Regions from separate parts of the Homo sapiens genome. Here regions 1 and 2 are each linked to region 3. A link is a loop called in an ENCODE intact Hi-C map of the cell type or tissue named here. Cell type or tissue: right lobe of liver. All regions are shown on one strand. Each heading gives the region's core, and the rest is flanking DNA. Links, peaks and the distances in the headings are about the cores only.

Region 1 (5,567 bases), core at 231-5,230, 100 kb before region 3:
CTGAAGCTCGTAAAAACCTCGGACTCCACCCGACTTGGCAGATGACCGGACAACCTGCTTGCGCAGAGGAGCTACCCACTGAAGGTCTCCTCTGAGCTTTTCTGGCACTCAATAAAGCACCTCTTTGCCTTGCTCACCCTCCAGAATCTGCATACTTAATTCTTCCTGGAGGTGGGACAAAAACTCTGGACCCGCTAATGGCGGGATTAAAAGAGCTATAACACAAACAGAGCTGAAACATGCCCCTGCACTCGCCATGTTACGGGCAATGAGGAAAGAAGAGAGAAGAAGAAAAGAGCTGTGGCCCTTTGGGGATCCCAGACCTAGGGGCTCCCCGAGCCAGGGCTATGACCCCACCCCCTCTTTGGGTTTCTGTGGTTCCTGGCGTCTCCAAGCTTCCAGGTGGCACTGTGTTCCCCTTGGCCAGATGTAGGTGCCTGCAGCAGAAGCCACGTGCAGTACATCTCATCTAGCCACAGCCTTGCACACAGCCGGCACCTATGCCAGTGCCTGGAGCTGCCTGCCCCACTGCAGCAGCCAGTGTGCCTGGGTGTGCACAGCGGCTGGACCCCGCACTTGTTCGCACACACACCCCTTGCTACTCTGTGCCTGGCTCACATTTAGCAGGTGTGGGATCCGGGCCGGTAGCGCGAGCTGAGTGCAGCCTGCCAGGCCGAGTGGGTGGAATGAGCCCAGTGGGAGCAAGTAATACTCAGGCAGAAGGCACTGCCAGCCACAGAGGTTTCCAGCTGGTCCCCTGACACAACCATCATATGTCCATTCCAGGCAGGAATAAGCAGAAGGACAAGGAACAAATGAACTCATCTGAGCTTCTGTTAATAAGAGCCTTCTAATAAATCCCATGCTATAACTTCTGCCTATATCTTTTTGGCCTGTATGTAGTTACATGGTCATGCCTATCTATGAAAGAGGCTGTGAAGTGCATTTTTAAAGTGGGGGCCATTGACATCTTGAATAAAACTGAAGTTACGTTGCTGAGAATAAAGGGGAAAATGGATATTGAATAAGCAACTAGCTATCTCTACCACATGCACCAAATGATTTAGTCAGAGCTCTATCAACAAACTTAAGCAAAAAGAGGAAGAAGAGGGAGAAGAAAAAGGAGAAAGAGAAGGAGACAGAGGAGGAGGAAGGAGGGCAGAAGAAAGGAAAGGAAATATATTGACCCACATTAGCAAACCTCAGGTATCTCTATACAGGCATACCCAATCTAGGTGCTTAAATAATCGTTAAATAAAAGGAAACTTCTTCCTTTTATTTCTCAGCTCTGCTTTCAACTCGGTTGGAAACAGGCTTAGACATATTCTTTCCTCAGGTTAGTGAGATAGCTGCTAGAAAGACCAGACTTCCATTTTCCCAGTTTAGCAATCCCAGTGGAAAGAGATCACCCGTTTCTCAATAATTTTGGTAAGAGTTATGCGTGGGACTCATGGTCCTTGGTATCATATTTCGTTCCTGTGGATAGGACATGTGCTGCTTTGATTGGTCGGATCTGCTTCACGGACCCCATCTCCCTGGGTCAGTCCCAATTAAATCAGATAAACTAAGTTGGGGGAGGCATATTTCCCTGAAAGAAACTCAGCATGCTGATGCCAGAAAAAGAGTGAATAGACACCAGGAAGGCAAAAATAGTATGCTTGACGCAGAAGGTAAAAACCTGGAAGAAAAAAATCATAATTTAGGCACTTCCAGTCTAGAAATGAAAACGCAAAACAGGAAACATAATGGAGATTTAATAAATCTCTTGTATGATTTTCTATTGTCTTTAATAATACTCAATAATACAATATCCACAGGGAAAAAGTATACCACAAGCCAATGTGAGTTCAGAAAACTCACAGAAATACTGTGAGTTTTCTGAAAAGCATTTACAGTTCTAAAACAACCACCAAAATATCAAGAAGAGGATTTGCATAAGCACACTATTTTTAGGGATATTTATTTGTGGCAACTTCTTTAATACCTAAATCATGGAGATTCAAAGAGATGCACAATCATAAGTTAATCCTGTCAACACTCTGTAATATAAGCTCTGGGGAAAAGATTATGAGGAGAATAGGGCATAAAGCAATGACATGGTTTTTTCCAAGGTCGTGAATTGAATCAGTGGCCAACCAAAGCTGCTGACTCCCAAAATACATGACTCATTCTTTTCCACATTTTCCATATCTTATTTTAGTTTATCACAATGACTGGTCTTTCTTAGCATTTTTTTTGTAGGTGATTGGCAGAAAATAAAAATGGCCATATGTTTGAAACTCAGCATCATCTGCCCTAGGGAAGTAATAAACAAAACAAGAGAGCACAAAGACTCAAATAAAGAAGCAAATGGGGCACATCAAAAAAAGTCTATTGAGAAAATTTACCCCAGTAGCTAAAGATAACTGATAGTAGAGTATAAATTGAGGTATAAGAACTCTCAGTGTTCAGTATGACAGTGGGTACACTTAAGACTAAGTGCTTTTTTTCTCATTTAACATAATTTAATACTTATAGAAGTTTCAAGAACTGTACAAAGAATTTCAGAATAATCTTTACCCAGATTCCCCAAATGTTAATTTTTATTTCCTCTTTTCCTCCTCCTCCTCTCTCTCCACACACACACACGCACACACACCACGCAAATACATTTTCTTAACCATTTAAAAGTAAGTTGAAGACAAACATTTTTCCAAAGAAGACATAAAAATGGCCAAGAGGTATATATAAAAAGATGCTCAACCTCACTAACAATAAGGGAAATGCACATTAAAACCACTGTGTGTTATCATCTCACACCTATAAAGATGGCTGTTATCAAAAAGACAAGAGATAGTAAGTATTGGCAAATGTGTGGAAGAAAAGGAACCCTGGCACACAGTTGGTGGAATGAAGATTGGCATAGCCATTATAAAAACCAGTGCGAGGTTTCTAAAGAAATTAAAAATAGAACTACCATATGACCCAGCAAATTCTCTTCTCTGTATATACCCAAAGAAGACAAAATCACCACCTCATAAAGATATCTGCATTCCAATGTTTACTGCAGCATTAGTCACAATGGTCAAGATATGAAAACAATCTAAGTGTCCGTTGAGAGATGAATGGCTAAAGAAAATGGGTGTGTATGTGTGTATATATATATACACACTGGAATATTGTTTGGCCTCATATAAAAGGAAAGCCTGCCATTTTCCACAACCTGGAACAACCTGAAGAACATTATGTTAATAAGCCAGACAGAGAAAGAAAAATATTGCATGACCTCACTTACATGTGGAATTAAAAAAAAAAAAAGACTTCAAATACACACAGCTAGAGAATAAAACAGTGGTTACCATGGCAGGGGAGGCAGAGTGGGGAAGAAATGGGGAGATGTAGGTCAGAGGATACCAAATAGAAAGTATGTAGGATGAACAAGTTTAGAGATCTAATGTACAACATGAGGACTAAAGTCAATAAAATTATATTGCATTAGAAATTTTTAATGAAGTAGATCTTAGCTGCTCTTACCACGAAAATAGAAACTATGCGAGATAATAGATATGTTAATCAGCTTCACTATAGTAACTATTTTACTGTCTGTATGTATACCATAACATGTTGTAACTCTCAAATATACACCATAAAATTTATTTTTAAAAGGATAAGTTGTAGATATAATGTCTTTTCCTGCTATACACTTTAGTGTGTAGTTCCTAAAACCAAGGACATTTTCTTACATCACAGCATAATTATAAAAATTAGGAAATTAACTCTGATATAATACTATTACTTAATATACAGCCCTTATCTCTTTACTTGCCTATATTATGGAATTCCTGAGGCTTTCTTTATAGAAAGTCTTTCGGGTATTTCATGAAGCTGACTTTTTTTTTTTTTTAGATGGAGCCTCGCTCTGTTGCCAGGCTGGAGTGCAGTGGTATGATCTCAGCTCATTGCAACCTCTGCCTCTAGGGTTCAAGCGATTCTCCTGCCTTGGCCTCCCGAGTAGCTGGGACTAAGGTGTGCGCCACCACACCCAGCTAATTTTTGTATTTTTAGTAGAGACAGGGTTTCACCATGTTGGCCAGGATGGTCTCCATCTCTTGACCTCGTGATCCCACCACGCCCAGCCTCTTTTTTTTTTTTTTTTTTGACAGAATCTCACTGTGTTGCCGAGTAGCTGGAACCACAGGCAGGTGCCACCATGCCTGGCTAATTTTTTAAAAAATTTTTTGTAGAGACAATGTCTTGCTATGTTGCTCAAGCTGGTCTCAAACTCCTGAGCTCAAGTGGTCCTCCCATCTTGGCCTCCCAAATTGCTGGGATTACAGGCATGAGTCACAGTGCCCACTGAAGCTGATGTTTTTAAGAGTATGGGACAATTATTTTGCATGCTGTCCTTCACATTGGAGTTTGTCTGATGTTTCCTCCTGATTAGATTCAAGTTATATACTTTTGGCAGGATTACCAGACAAATGATGCTATGTTCTTCTTGGTGCACCATCTTAGAAGGCATTTGCTGTTAATTTGTCCTATTATTGGTGATGTTAACCTTGACCATTTGGCTAAGTTGATGCTTGTCATGTTTCTCCACTTTAACATTGTTTTACCCATTATAATTAATAAATGCTTTATGGAAAGATATTTTGAGATTACATAACTATCCGGTTACTCCTCAAACATTATCACACTAGTTTTTGTATCCATTGATGACTCCTGCCAGAATCAATTAGAATGAATATTTTTAAATTTTTGTATTTATACATATTTGTACATATTTATAGTGTATATGTGTAATATTTTGATACATATATAGAATGTATAATGATCAAGTCAAGGTATTTAGGATATCCATCACCTTGAACATTTATCATTTCTTTGTATTGGGAACATTTCAAATCTTCTCTTCTAGATATTTTGAAATATATAATATATTGTTAACTATAGTCAAACTACTGTACTATCAAACACTAGAACCTGTTTCTTCTAACTGCATGTTTGTAACCATTAACCTAGAACGAGTATTTTTTAATTAATTTTGTTTCTAAAATGTGATGCTATGGTAAGTGTCAGCACTGTTGCAGAATTTTTATTATAGACTCACTTTTGTAACATAAAAATATTTACAATCAATTGCATCCTAGGTGGAATGCAATTTCATTCAATATACCTAATAATGAGCTAAAGACCATAAATGGGCATGCAGGATCTAATTGCAGAGATGAAAATGTTCTAAAGGTGACTTATGGTGATGGTTGCACCACTTGATAAAGTTATTACAATTATCAAATTTTACACAAGAAATAGGTGAATTTTATAATATATGATATATTTTGTTAAAGGTGTTAAAAATAGGAAAAAAAAATGAGTTGAAAATAATAGAATTATTTAAGTGAAAATGTGATAGCAAAGGCCAGTGAATGTCATTATTTACATAGATAGAAAGTAATTTATACCTAACCAGGGTTTGTTAACTTTCTTTTATATCATGGGGCCCTTGTCAGTCTGGTAAAGCCAATGTACCCCTATTAAGAAAATGTTTGGAGTATATAAAATATATAAGAAACATATAAGATTACATG
Region 2 (5,567 bases), core at 412-5,411, 120 kb before region 3:
GGATTTTATTTAAAATAATGATGCGAAGCCATTGAAAGGTTTTTGGTGTGACAGGATAAATTTAAAATATGAACACACCAACGCATACTTCTTTTAAGAAAGAACCTGATTAAATTTGGGAATTTTAAAATAAAAACAGGAAGCATATCGTACTCTAATATAATAATTCAAGGGTTTTTATTTTCCTAGAAGATCAAGGTCATGTTAATAAAGGGAATATAGTTTTCTTATCTGTGTTAAGACACTGATGACTTGCAAAGAAAAGTAACACTTTTGTGATATCCTTAGGTAATTCAAGAGGAAACGCTTGAGCAATTACTGATGTTGTAAACTGGGATCAGAAGACATACATGGTATCGTATCCCAGGCAAGGCACAGTGGCTCACACCTGTAATCCCAGCACTTTGGGAGGCTGAAGAAGGCAGATCACTTGAGGTCAGGAGTTCGAGACCAGCCTGGCTTACATGGTGAAACCCATCTCTACTGAACATACAAAAATTAGCTGGACATGATGGTGAGTTCCTGTAATCCCAGCTACTTGGAAGGGAGGCTGAGGCAGGAGAATCACTTGAACCCAGGACGCAGAGGTTGCAGTGAACCGAGATTGCGCCACTGTACTCCAGCCTGAGCAACAGGGCAATAGAGCGAGACTCCATCTCAAAAAAAAAAAAAAAAAAAACCATACTATCATATCCCCCTAAATTGAACCAGAGCACTTCTGGCATAAAAAGCTTTTTTAAGGCCGAGCGCAGTGGCTCACGCCTGTAATCCCAGCACTTTGGGAGGCTGACGGGTGGATTACCTGAGGTCAGGAGTTTGAGACCAGCCTGGCCAACATGGCAAAACCATGTCTCTATTATAATACAAAAATTAGCCAAGCCCAGTGGCACACACCTGTAATCCCAGCTACTTGGAAGGCCGAGGCAGGAGAATCACTTGAACACAGGAGGCGAAGGTTGCAGCAAGCCAAGATCACGCCACTGCACTCCAGCCTGGGAAACAGACTGAGACCCTGTCTCAAAAAAACAAAAAGCTTTTTTTGTTTTTTGTTTTTTATGTGTGTGTGATGGAGTCTCTCTGTGTCACACAGGCTAGAGTGCGGTGGCATAATCTCAGCTCACTACAACCTCTGCCTCCTGGGCTCAAGTGATCCTCTCACCTCAGCCTCCTGAGTAACTGGGACCACAGGCACATGCCACCCACGCCTGGCTAATTTTCTTTTTGTATTTTTGGTAGACGGGGTTTCACCATGTTGCCCAGGCTGATCTCTTGAGCTCAAGTGATCTGCCTGCTTTGGCCTCTCAAAGTGCTGGGATTACAGGCATGAGTCACCACACCTAGCTAAAAAGCTTTGAGAGGCAATCACCAACTCTTCAGTGGGCACTGTTTATACCCATGATTAATTATGACTCCATCTCCATAGGTGCTGTGGAACTGTTTATGGATGTGGTTATGGTGGGTAATAACATTAAAAAGGTATATATACATATATTGCATGTTCATACGCACACACATGCAGACACTCACAAAGTCTCCCATACAAACTGTCAAATGAGGACAGGTAAGTGTCCTCAGAGGAAAAACATGTATGTAATATTATTAAAAATCATATTAGTGATATGATGTGATACTTGTGCTATCAAAATGATTTGAAATGGAATAAGGAGAGAGAGTAGAGTATCAATGAAATAAGATTGGCTATGAGTTGATTGTGGTTGAAACTGGATGATGGGGATGGTTATAATTCTTTCAGCTCTTACATATTGAAATTTTCCATAATAAAAAACCTTTAAAAAAAATCTGTTAAGGCGGAGAGACCCAGAAAACAAAAAGATCTCTGGGAAGGCCTAACAGACTGGCTACAATGGAAGTTCCAGGAAAGCAGAGATTTTGCCTCTTTTCTGCAAATGTATCTCTTGCGCTTAGAGAAGTTGATAGCACATGGCAGGTTCTCTTGTTGAATGAATGAATTGGAGAATAAAACCCGTAACCTAGGTGACAGTCTGTCAGCTCAGAGTCAAGAATCCTTGGGTTCACTCACCTGTCACTACAAATGGCATTTGTTAGTTATTATAAGAATAAATACTTAAAGAAAACCTATTCAAGAGAAAGCAGATTCATAAACTTCCACCATGGATTTCATAAGTAGGTATATACATGCTTATATGCATATGATCCCACCTAGAAAGCTGCTATCATATCATTTCATTTCATTCCTTTTTTTTTCAACAAATATTTATTGTAGAGGTATCTCTGTCTTTCAAGCCAAAAATCAGGGGGAAAAAAATCAGAAAAGAAATCTTATTTGCTTATTAATTGAAGTGTGGGAAGACACAGATAATCTTTTGAAGAAAATTCACCTTTACATATTGTTCTTAGTTCCTTAGTAGCCTTAGGACAAAACTGTTAAAAAGGTAATGATGTAGAACCTTAATTAGGGCTTTTGAAATTTGAAGCCATTTTTATTGGGGGCCAGAACCTAAGCCAGGAAAACAACCAATAACATTGCAATAACAAACATCAGGCATAATGAATGCCCTTAGGAGACACACTCTAAAGTTTTAAAGCTGCACTATCCCATTCCTCCAGACAACAAAGAGAAAAAACAATCTACATCACCCACAAACAATAGTGCATAAGTTAGGAAGAGGCTAGGTTTGGCTGCAGTAATGAACAACAAGGGTTCATTTCTCTCAAACCCTGCATGTCCATTACAGGTTAGCTGCACCTCTACTCCACGTGTTCCTCCCTTCAGGTCCCAGGCTGATGGAGTAGCCTCTGTGTGTTTGGGATGTTGTCAGTCATAATGGTGGACACAAAAGAGATTATGACAAACCGTGTATTGTCTCCTACAATTTCTGCTCACAGAAGTGGACAACATCACTTCTTTCCACATTTCATTGACCAGAGCAAGTCATGTGACCAAGCCTGATTCAAAATAGGCTGGAGCAAGGAGGAGCAGCAAACATAAGTGAGTTTATAATATAATCTACCATACAAGGTAAACCAGAATTTAGGAATGAGCTCAAAGCCTGCATTTCATGTAACTGCCAAAGCTCACACAGGATTTGACCTTCCTTCCCAGAAGAAAGAGTTGACTCCCTTAACAGCATCGGGCTGGACCAATTCCTGGCTGTGGAAGCAGCATCCATCACAAACTGTTTTCATAGCAAATGAATAGTAAACATAGGGGTAGAACAAACTACACTGCCACATACCATAGCCACTAGCAATGTGTAGCTGTTAAGTTCTTGTGGCTATTTAGAATTGTGGTGTGCAGTAAGTATAAAATGTGCATCAGATTTCAAAGCCTTAGAAAAAACGTGAACAATGTTTTTCACTTGTTCCTCAACAACCAGAAAGTAAAATATCTTAATTTTTACATTAATTGCACATTGAAAGAATATTTGGATATATTGGCCTATTAATATACTAAATAAAGTATATTAATAAAATTAATTTCACTTTTCTTTTTTTTGAGACGGAGTCTCGCTCTGTTGCCCAGGCTGGAGTGCAGTGGCGTGATCTCTGCTCACTGCAACATCTGCCTCCCAGGTTCAAGTGATTTCTCCTGTCTCACCCTCCTGAGTAGCTGGGATTACAGGTGCCTGCCACCACACCTATCTAATTTTTTTGTATTTTTAGTAGAGACAGGGTTTCACCATGTTGGCCAGGCTAGTTTTGAACTCTTGTCCTTAAGTGATCTGCCCGCCTTGGCCTCTCAAAGTGCTAGGATTACAGGCATGAGCCACTGTGCCTGGCCCTCACCTTATTATTATTATTTTTTATTTAAAAATGTGGCCCCTAGAAAACTTAAAATTACATATGCAGCTCACATATTTTTATTGGACAGTGCTTTCCTAAAATGTAAGAACTTTTTTCTCTCCTTATGTGAAATAAAGGAAAGAAATAAAGAGCTCAGTGTATTAATAGAGTAACTCTTAGTCCTCTTACTCTGTACTGCTTTGGTATGTTTTAGAATGCTTCTATGAAACTACTGCTGAAAACATCATTGGCGTTTGTTCAGTTTGGGAAGCTCAGGTGTGGTAGGGCCCAGGGAAGGAAGAGTACCTGCAGGGAGACCAGCCAATACTGAGAGCAAAGTGGGGGCTACCACCCTTCCTTTTGTGAATTATTAAGTAAGAATAAACACTTACCAGCAGATGAATTACAGGATAGAGATGAACACTCATCAGTAGTGTGAGGCCCCATAGCTTCTCTGATCTCTCTCACTAGAGAATATTAAGAGGTATACCCATTCTAGTTCAAGAAGGAAGAGCCTTCTACAACTGGCTTACATGAGTAAGGAAAGGCTATAATTAGATTTGTGTGGAGAATGTATGGGGCTGAGGTGGGGGTAGCCAAGAAAGATACAATGGGGAGTGGTAGAAGAAGGAAACAATTAGGAGAATATTGTAATGGTCCATGTGAGATGTTGGAAGTTTGAACTAGAGTGTTAATGGTGTTGATCTTTTCAAAGTTGTTAAAAAAACAACTATTCAGCTCTATCATTTGAAGATCTGCTTTCAGCCACCATTCTTTCCTTTTCTCTTTATAGGCAAGCAAGAGTTGTTTGTACTCATTGTCCCAGGTTCCTCTCTTCCATCACTCCAGTTCAGTATGAACTAGCTTCTGTCTCTATCATTTTACCAAAACACTTCTTGCCAAGGTTATCAGTGACTTGCTTTTCGCTGACACTGACCAAATGTAGTATCCACATTTAGTCTTGTGTTATTTGATCAAATATAACATTTGACAACATTGTTCACATGTTTTTTTCTTGAAACACTTTTTTCCCTGCTATTTTTATTGCATCACAATCTTCTTGGGTTTTTCCCCCTGATTTTTCTGAATACTGTAATGTATCCTTCTTGAACTTCAACCACACTTCATATGGATGTGCCTTGGAATTCCTGTTGGTCTTTTTTCAATCTAAACATGATCCCCAACCCATCTTATCTATTTTTACTATTTCAACTCCTATATCCATGCTGATGTTTCCCAAAGGTCATTACTTGGATGTCTTCTAGGCATCTCAAATCAGTCTCTAAAACTAAACTCATTATCTTCACTAACCAATTTTGCCCCTTTCCTGTGATATGTAACTCATAGAAAGCCACCATCATCCAATTGCTCAAGTCAAAAATCTAAGTATCATCCTTCTCCTTTTACCACTATCCAATTAATATCCCAATGAATATCTATTGAGTCTTCCTCCTAGGCATACCTAGAATCTACTCATTGTCATTCAACCCAGATGATACACTGCAGCCAAAGAAATCCATTAAAGCCCCCTCTAATCATGTAAACCCTTATTGGCTCCCCATATCCCAGGCTAAAGTACAAATTTATTAATTGTAATACTTAATTGAAATTAACTGTGTTTTATGGTATTAAGCACTGTTCTAAATGCTTTACATTTATTTATTCTCACAATTTAGCATTCCCAGTTTACAGCTGAGGAAATTAAGCTTCAAGTTGCCCAAGTTTATAGAATGAGTCAATGGCAGAGGTTGAACTCAGGTCAGTAATCAACACCACATCCTTAACCACATGCTTTCTTACAT
Region 3 (5,567 bases), core at 447-5,446:
AAATGCACAAAAGCAAAGTGTATAAAACCAGGTATGCTTATATAAAACTACTGTTGTTATAATGGAGGAAAATACAAAAGTGATGTCAAACAGTGTGGTGTATGCTACTTTTAGAACCTCCCTTTTTTGTGTGTGTGTCAGTGACTCTAGCATAAGTCTAATGAGTTGATTGACCTGTATAGCACTTTACTTTATTACTTATGTTGTAATAAGTGATGGGTTTTATTTTTAAAATAAGCAGTCTGTATTTTCTATTGTAATGTATTTCTGGAGATTATATTTCAAAAATTGGGGTGAGAAATACTTATAAAAGGAAATCTAAAGAACTAGCTGGATAAAGGAAAAATGGGAAGAGAAAGGGACAAGAGTGGAAAAGTAAAACTTCAATCTTTTAGCAAAGGGAAATACTGAATTTGCTTAAGAGATTAGAGCCGTTGCTGAAATCAAGATGTGTAAAAAAATTACCCCTTGTATGTTATCGGAGCAAAGTATTTGGGGTCAGGAGCTTCCTGTGTCTGCCACTTAAATGTTTAATATTGTGCAAGTAACTTAACTTTCCTGAACCTCAGAGATGCTAAGATCAATGTATACAGAAGTGGTATATGAAATGGTTAGTATTATGTAAATGTTTGTTATTATTACTTTTTCTTTTTGCTTTTTTGGCTGTGAGATAGTGGGCAAGTAAACTAAGTTCTTTGTGCATACTAATAAGCACATAGAGAATACTCATATATTATGAGATTCTTACTTCTCTTGTCTGGCACTCTTTTTCAGAATTTCATTCTAGAGGTTCTTGTTTAGTGTATTAGCCTTTAAACGGTATTTATCCATTCTTTCTCTTTATAATAAATTTGGACTAAAGTAAGATATATGATTGTAATAGTAATTTATATATTTTATAGCTTATAACATAGGCCTATAATAGCAATAGTAGTCCTGTATTGGTGGCCAGTTGTAAATTATTAAGTCATGGCTATGGCTACAAAATTAAATAGATTTTATTGGTTATTCTTTTTGAATTCTTTCTTCAGATACAGAAGTTTACGGTGAGTTTTATCCCGTGCCACCTCCCTATAGCGTTGCTACCTCTCTTCCTACATACGATGAAGCTGAGAAGGCTAAAGCTGCTGCAATGGCAGCTGCAGCAGCAGAAACATCTCAAAGAGTAAGAAAATTTCATCATTTCTTTTGATAAAATTATTTTCGTTAATTGATATATACATTTAGTAATACTAAAAACAGTTCTTTGTGTGTAAGTGTGTATGTAGATTTTTTTTGAGCATTATGGGTTTAAACTGCACAGGTCTACTTGTATGCAGATTGTTTTAAATAAATATATTGGAAAAATATTTTGGAGATCTGCAGCAATTTGAAAAAACTTGGGACAAATTGCATAGCCTAGAAATATCAAAAAAATTAAGAAAAGGCCTGTAATGAATGTATAAAATACATGTAAATAGTAGTTTATGTATTATCGACTGTTTATGTTATCAGTAAGGCTTCTAGTTAACAATAGGCTGTGAGTCGTTAAGTTTTGGGGAAGTCAGAGTTATACTCAAATTTTCTACCGCATGCAGGTGGGTCGGTGTCCCTAACCCGTGTATTGTTGAAGGGTTACTGTATTTGTTCTACTGTTGCTTATGTGTGTGGTCACTTTTTGTTGAAATTGGCATTCTCCTAGTTAAATTCACCTTCTTTATCCCTTGACTTCCTCTTTTCTATTGCTCTTCCCCGCTTATCCCTTCCTAAATTTTGATTTCAGGCCCCTCATGTGTTAGCCTTCACTTCGCATCCTAACTCACTCACTCTGGTTACCACCACTTGGAAAGTTCTTCTCTTTGCCTGGACCTCAAGTCCACTGACCTCTTTGCTGTCCATGTACTTATTTATCTTCTTACATAGTTTGAATTCCATGGCCTATCATTTTAATTGTGAATCATCTTTTTTTCTATTTATGTTTCTATATTAGCATAGCCAGTTTAGTGACTGTGAAAGAACTCAAGGTAGCCAAAAAACACAGAGAAATGTTACAAGGCCTTCAAATTATTTTTGTCAGCTGTTTTTTTTTTTTTTTTTTTTTTTGATAACATTCTACTCTAGAATTTTGGAATGATGATCAAGCATTCTGTCTTCCTCATCTACATGTTTTAGTAATGGAGTTAATGAGATACATGTGTATTACTCTTTGCTCTGGTAAATGGAGTGGCTGTCTCAGTAATGGAGAGTCAGTGAGATACATACACATCTACTATTCTGCAGCCAGGTAAGAGGCAGAAATTATTTACATTTTAGTGTGGCTGCAAGGAGGGCTAGAATTTTTTGCCTTTTTTTTCTTGCTTCAGACTTGAGAGATGCCGTTTCAGATCCCTGGATTCACCCCATTTTGTTCGGGAAAAAGACAAAAAAATCAATTCACCCAGGAAAGCTAGAATTAGGTGAGGAGTCAAGGGAGAGAGATGTGCTTCCATGTATGGCATTCTCCTCTAGCTGCTATGAGGTCAGAGCCCAGCAAGCAGATCCTCTGAGAGAAGAGCATGTGCCCTGAATGTGTTTCTTTGATCAGCAATAACCCTATTTATGCCTGCTCCTACTACCCTCTTCCAGCACACACAGGGTTAAACGTCAACATAAATAGCTTTGGACACAGTTATGAAGGTAGATAAAGACAGTAAACTCCGAATTTATTTTTTATGCCTTTTCCTTCACAGAGGAGGAAAGTAAGTCTCTTAACACAGTGGCATAATATAGCTGAGTCAATAAGAATTTTTGTTGCTTTGAGGGGAACATCACAGAGGAGGAGGATAGATCTAAATAGGGTATTTTTGTCTAAATAAGTTCTCGGTTACTTAGAACACATATATTTGTAAATGAACATGCACATCTCTCAGTGAAGTAGATTGATTCCTCTCTAGCTATGAAAGTCCCAATAACTCCTTTTCTCAGGGGGTGTTTGCCCAGAGACCTTAAGAAGTATTATGGACCGTAGATCATTTACTGCCCTAACTTCCATACAATAGGATAGAATTCTAAAGACAAGGTAGGAAGCATTAAGTCTTGGTAAGTGTGCTTTGAGAAAAGTTGATTTTACCCCTTTTGAAGAGAAAAGTCTGAAGTATTACTGTTCCATTCCCTCATTGTCATCATTTCCAGCACCCTGTTTTAGAAAGTAAATGTAATCCTCAGCCAGAATTGGAACATGTCCATAAAGAAAAGCTCCCTGTTTTTACCTGCTTCTGATATCATTGTAACCCCAGCTTGTGAGCATTGTGGAAAATTTCATAGACAGCAAAGTATTAATAGAATTGTGTACAAGAGACTAACTTAGGTCTTGTAAAAAATCTTATAAATTTACCAGTGCTTCCTAACCCGGTGCTTCAGCACCCTCTTTGTGCAGAGTATGAATGTTTGCATATGAGTCTCCATTACCTGATTGAGATGAAAAATTGGTCAATGCTTGAAAATTGCTAGGAGAGTAGATTTTAAGCGTTCTTGCACAAAAAAAATATTTGAGGTACTGTACATGGTAATTAGCTCAATTTAGCCACTCCACAATGTATACACATTTTAAAACATCATGTAATACATCATAAATATATACAGTTTTTGTCAATTACAAACAAAATTTAAAAATTGAAAAAAAGTCTCATCAAATTAGCATTTGAGTACATTCAGTTGTAAATGAGTCTCAGCTGGGTGAGTTGAAAGCTTGTTTCCTAAATCAACTCTCACTGGGAGAATATAGATAGTCAAGAGACTTTAAAACTACTGTTTTTACTATTTCCTATTTCTGATGTGTAGAATTGCACGTATGTTATGGAATGGTTAAGTAGATTTCTGAAAATGACAACTCATTGTTAATATTTCTATGAAAAATGCTAATTCCAAACTATTAATTTTATAAGATGTTTAGAACATGGCTTGTTCTTCAGGTAGACTCATTTCATCTTATAATGGGTAGGGCTCTTTTTTTGTAACTTGTTTTAAATTGTTGCAGTAACTTGTCTTTTGACTAGATAAATCATGAGCAACACCAGGACAGAGATCTTGCATTTACATTCCCAGTACCTAGTTATTTATCAGGCACATTTTTGTTGTTTAGTCAATGACAGTTGATTAAGTTAATGAATGCTTTCTTTGTGTTAGCCAATGTGGGAAAATAGAAAGAGGAAAACACCACAGGTGTTCTGTTACAGCTCTCTATTTTAAAATATTTTGATGTCTTTACCAATTTCAGGATTCACAAATTAATGTTTAATGTAGTTGAAATTATTGCCTAGATACCATTTTATTTTTTAAACATCTTATATAAATATTTCCCTGTTACTTAATAGTTAAATTCCCTGTAATCAATATGCTATTGAAACTTAGTGGCCATTCCTCTAGAGTGAACAATTATTTTCAAATGTTTGTGTTTCGATTTTTTCTATTAATATTATAAAAGACATCTTTGGGCATATTGCAGTGACTCACTCCTGTAATCTCAGCACTTTGGGAGGCTGAGGCAAGCAGGTTGCTTGAGCTCAGGAGTTTGAGACCAGCCTGGGCAACACAGCGAGACCTTATTTCCACTAAAAAGAAAAAAAAAAATCAGCTAGGTGTGGTGGCATGCACCTGTAGTTCCAGCAACTTGGAAGGCTGAAGTGGGAAGATCACTTGAGCCCAGGAGATTGAGGCTGTAGTGATCCCGGATGAAGACTGCAGTGAGCCATGATTGTGCCACTGCACTCCAGCCTGGGTGAGAGTGAGATCTTGTCTTAATTTTTTTTTTTTTCCTAAATGATGACTTTTGATAAAATTTCTGTATTGATTTTTTGGTGGTGGTTGTTTTGTTTTTGAGGCGCAGTCTCACTCTGTCTCCTAGGCTGGAATGCAGTAGTGCAATCTCAGTTCAGTGCAACCTCCGCCTCCCCAGTTCAAATGATTCTCCTGCCTTAGCCTCTTGAGTAGCTGGGACTACAGGAGCACGCCACCACATCTGGTTAATTTGTTTTTGTATTTTTAGTAGAGATGGGTTTCGCCATGTTGGTCAGGCTAGTCTTGAACTCCTGACTTCAAGTGATCCACCCACCTCGGCCTCCCAAAGTGCTGGGATTACAGGCATGAGCCACTGTACCTGGCCTGGACTGATGTTTTAAAATACACAGTATGAAATATATTTTTGCCATCACACTGACAATTTTTTGTTCTTACTGTGCTTTAATGTTTATTTCTTGAATTAATTTGAAATTATTTAAAATTTTATAAATATGCACTTAGTCATGGCCAGTCATTAAATTTAGTATATTGAGTTTACCTATGATATATGATTGCACAATTTAAGGGATCTTTGTGCCCGAATAATAAGCAATATAAAATGGTTTTGAAAGTTTTTTTATTTCAGGATAGCAGTATGCTTAGTGAGACTACCATGATTGTGTGGAAACAACATCAGTGTCCTGGATTCAAGTTCCACTTTGACCCTCCTAATTATGTGATATTGAGCAGAGCCCTAGCTTCTCAGACTTGGCCTCACAAAATTGAGTTATTCACACTCAACTGAGATGATGTGTACCGTATTAGTCCATTTT

What was found. Hi-C counts contacts between places; a loop is a spot of excess contacts. Peaks named below come from ENCODE experiments on the same cell type or tissue, not always from the same donor. Only the 100,000 strongest peaks of a DNase experiment are listed, where the experiment ranks them.
Region 1: it touches region 3 in a loop (2.8-fold over the local background); 104 of 110 quality-filtered maps call a loop at or near these places.
Region 2: it touches region 3 in a loop (3-fold over the local background); 99 of 110 quality-filtered maps call a loop at or near these places.

What each region holds. Positions count from the first base shown.
Region 1 is chr13:79,432,612-79,438,178 of GRCh38, forward strand. No RefSeq gene overlaps it. Among named protein-coding and RNA genes, the nearest start is that of RBM26-AS1, 29 kb to the left of the region's middle. In right lobe of liver, for the core only: no CTCF peak of the experiment used is centred there; no DNase peak of the experiment used is centred there.
Region 2 is chr13:79,412,394-79,417,960 of GRCh38, forward strand. It overlaps RBM26-AS1 (RBM26 antisense RNA 1), which reads left to right. Exons shown (of 7, transcript NR_038991.1): 2 at 289-514; 3 at 2,869-2,971; 4 at 5,442-5,523. Among named protein-coding and RNA genes, the nearest start is that of RBM26-AS1, 8.9 kb to the left of the region's middle. In right lobe of liver, for the core only: no CTCF peak of the experiment used is centred there; no DNase peak of the experiment used is centred there.
Region 3 is chr13:79,532,292-79,537,858 of GRCh38, forward strand. NDFIP2 (Nedd4 family interacting protein 2) reads left to right here. Exons shown (of 8, transcript NM_019080.3): 3 at 1,032-1,165. Among named protein-coding and RNA genes, the nearest start is that of LINC01068, 32 kb to the right of the region's middle. In right lobe of liver, for the core only: no CTCF peak of the experiment used is centred there; no DNase peak of the experiment used is centred there; H3K27ac peaks cover 279 bases.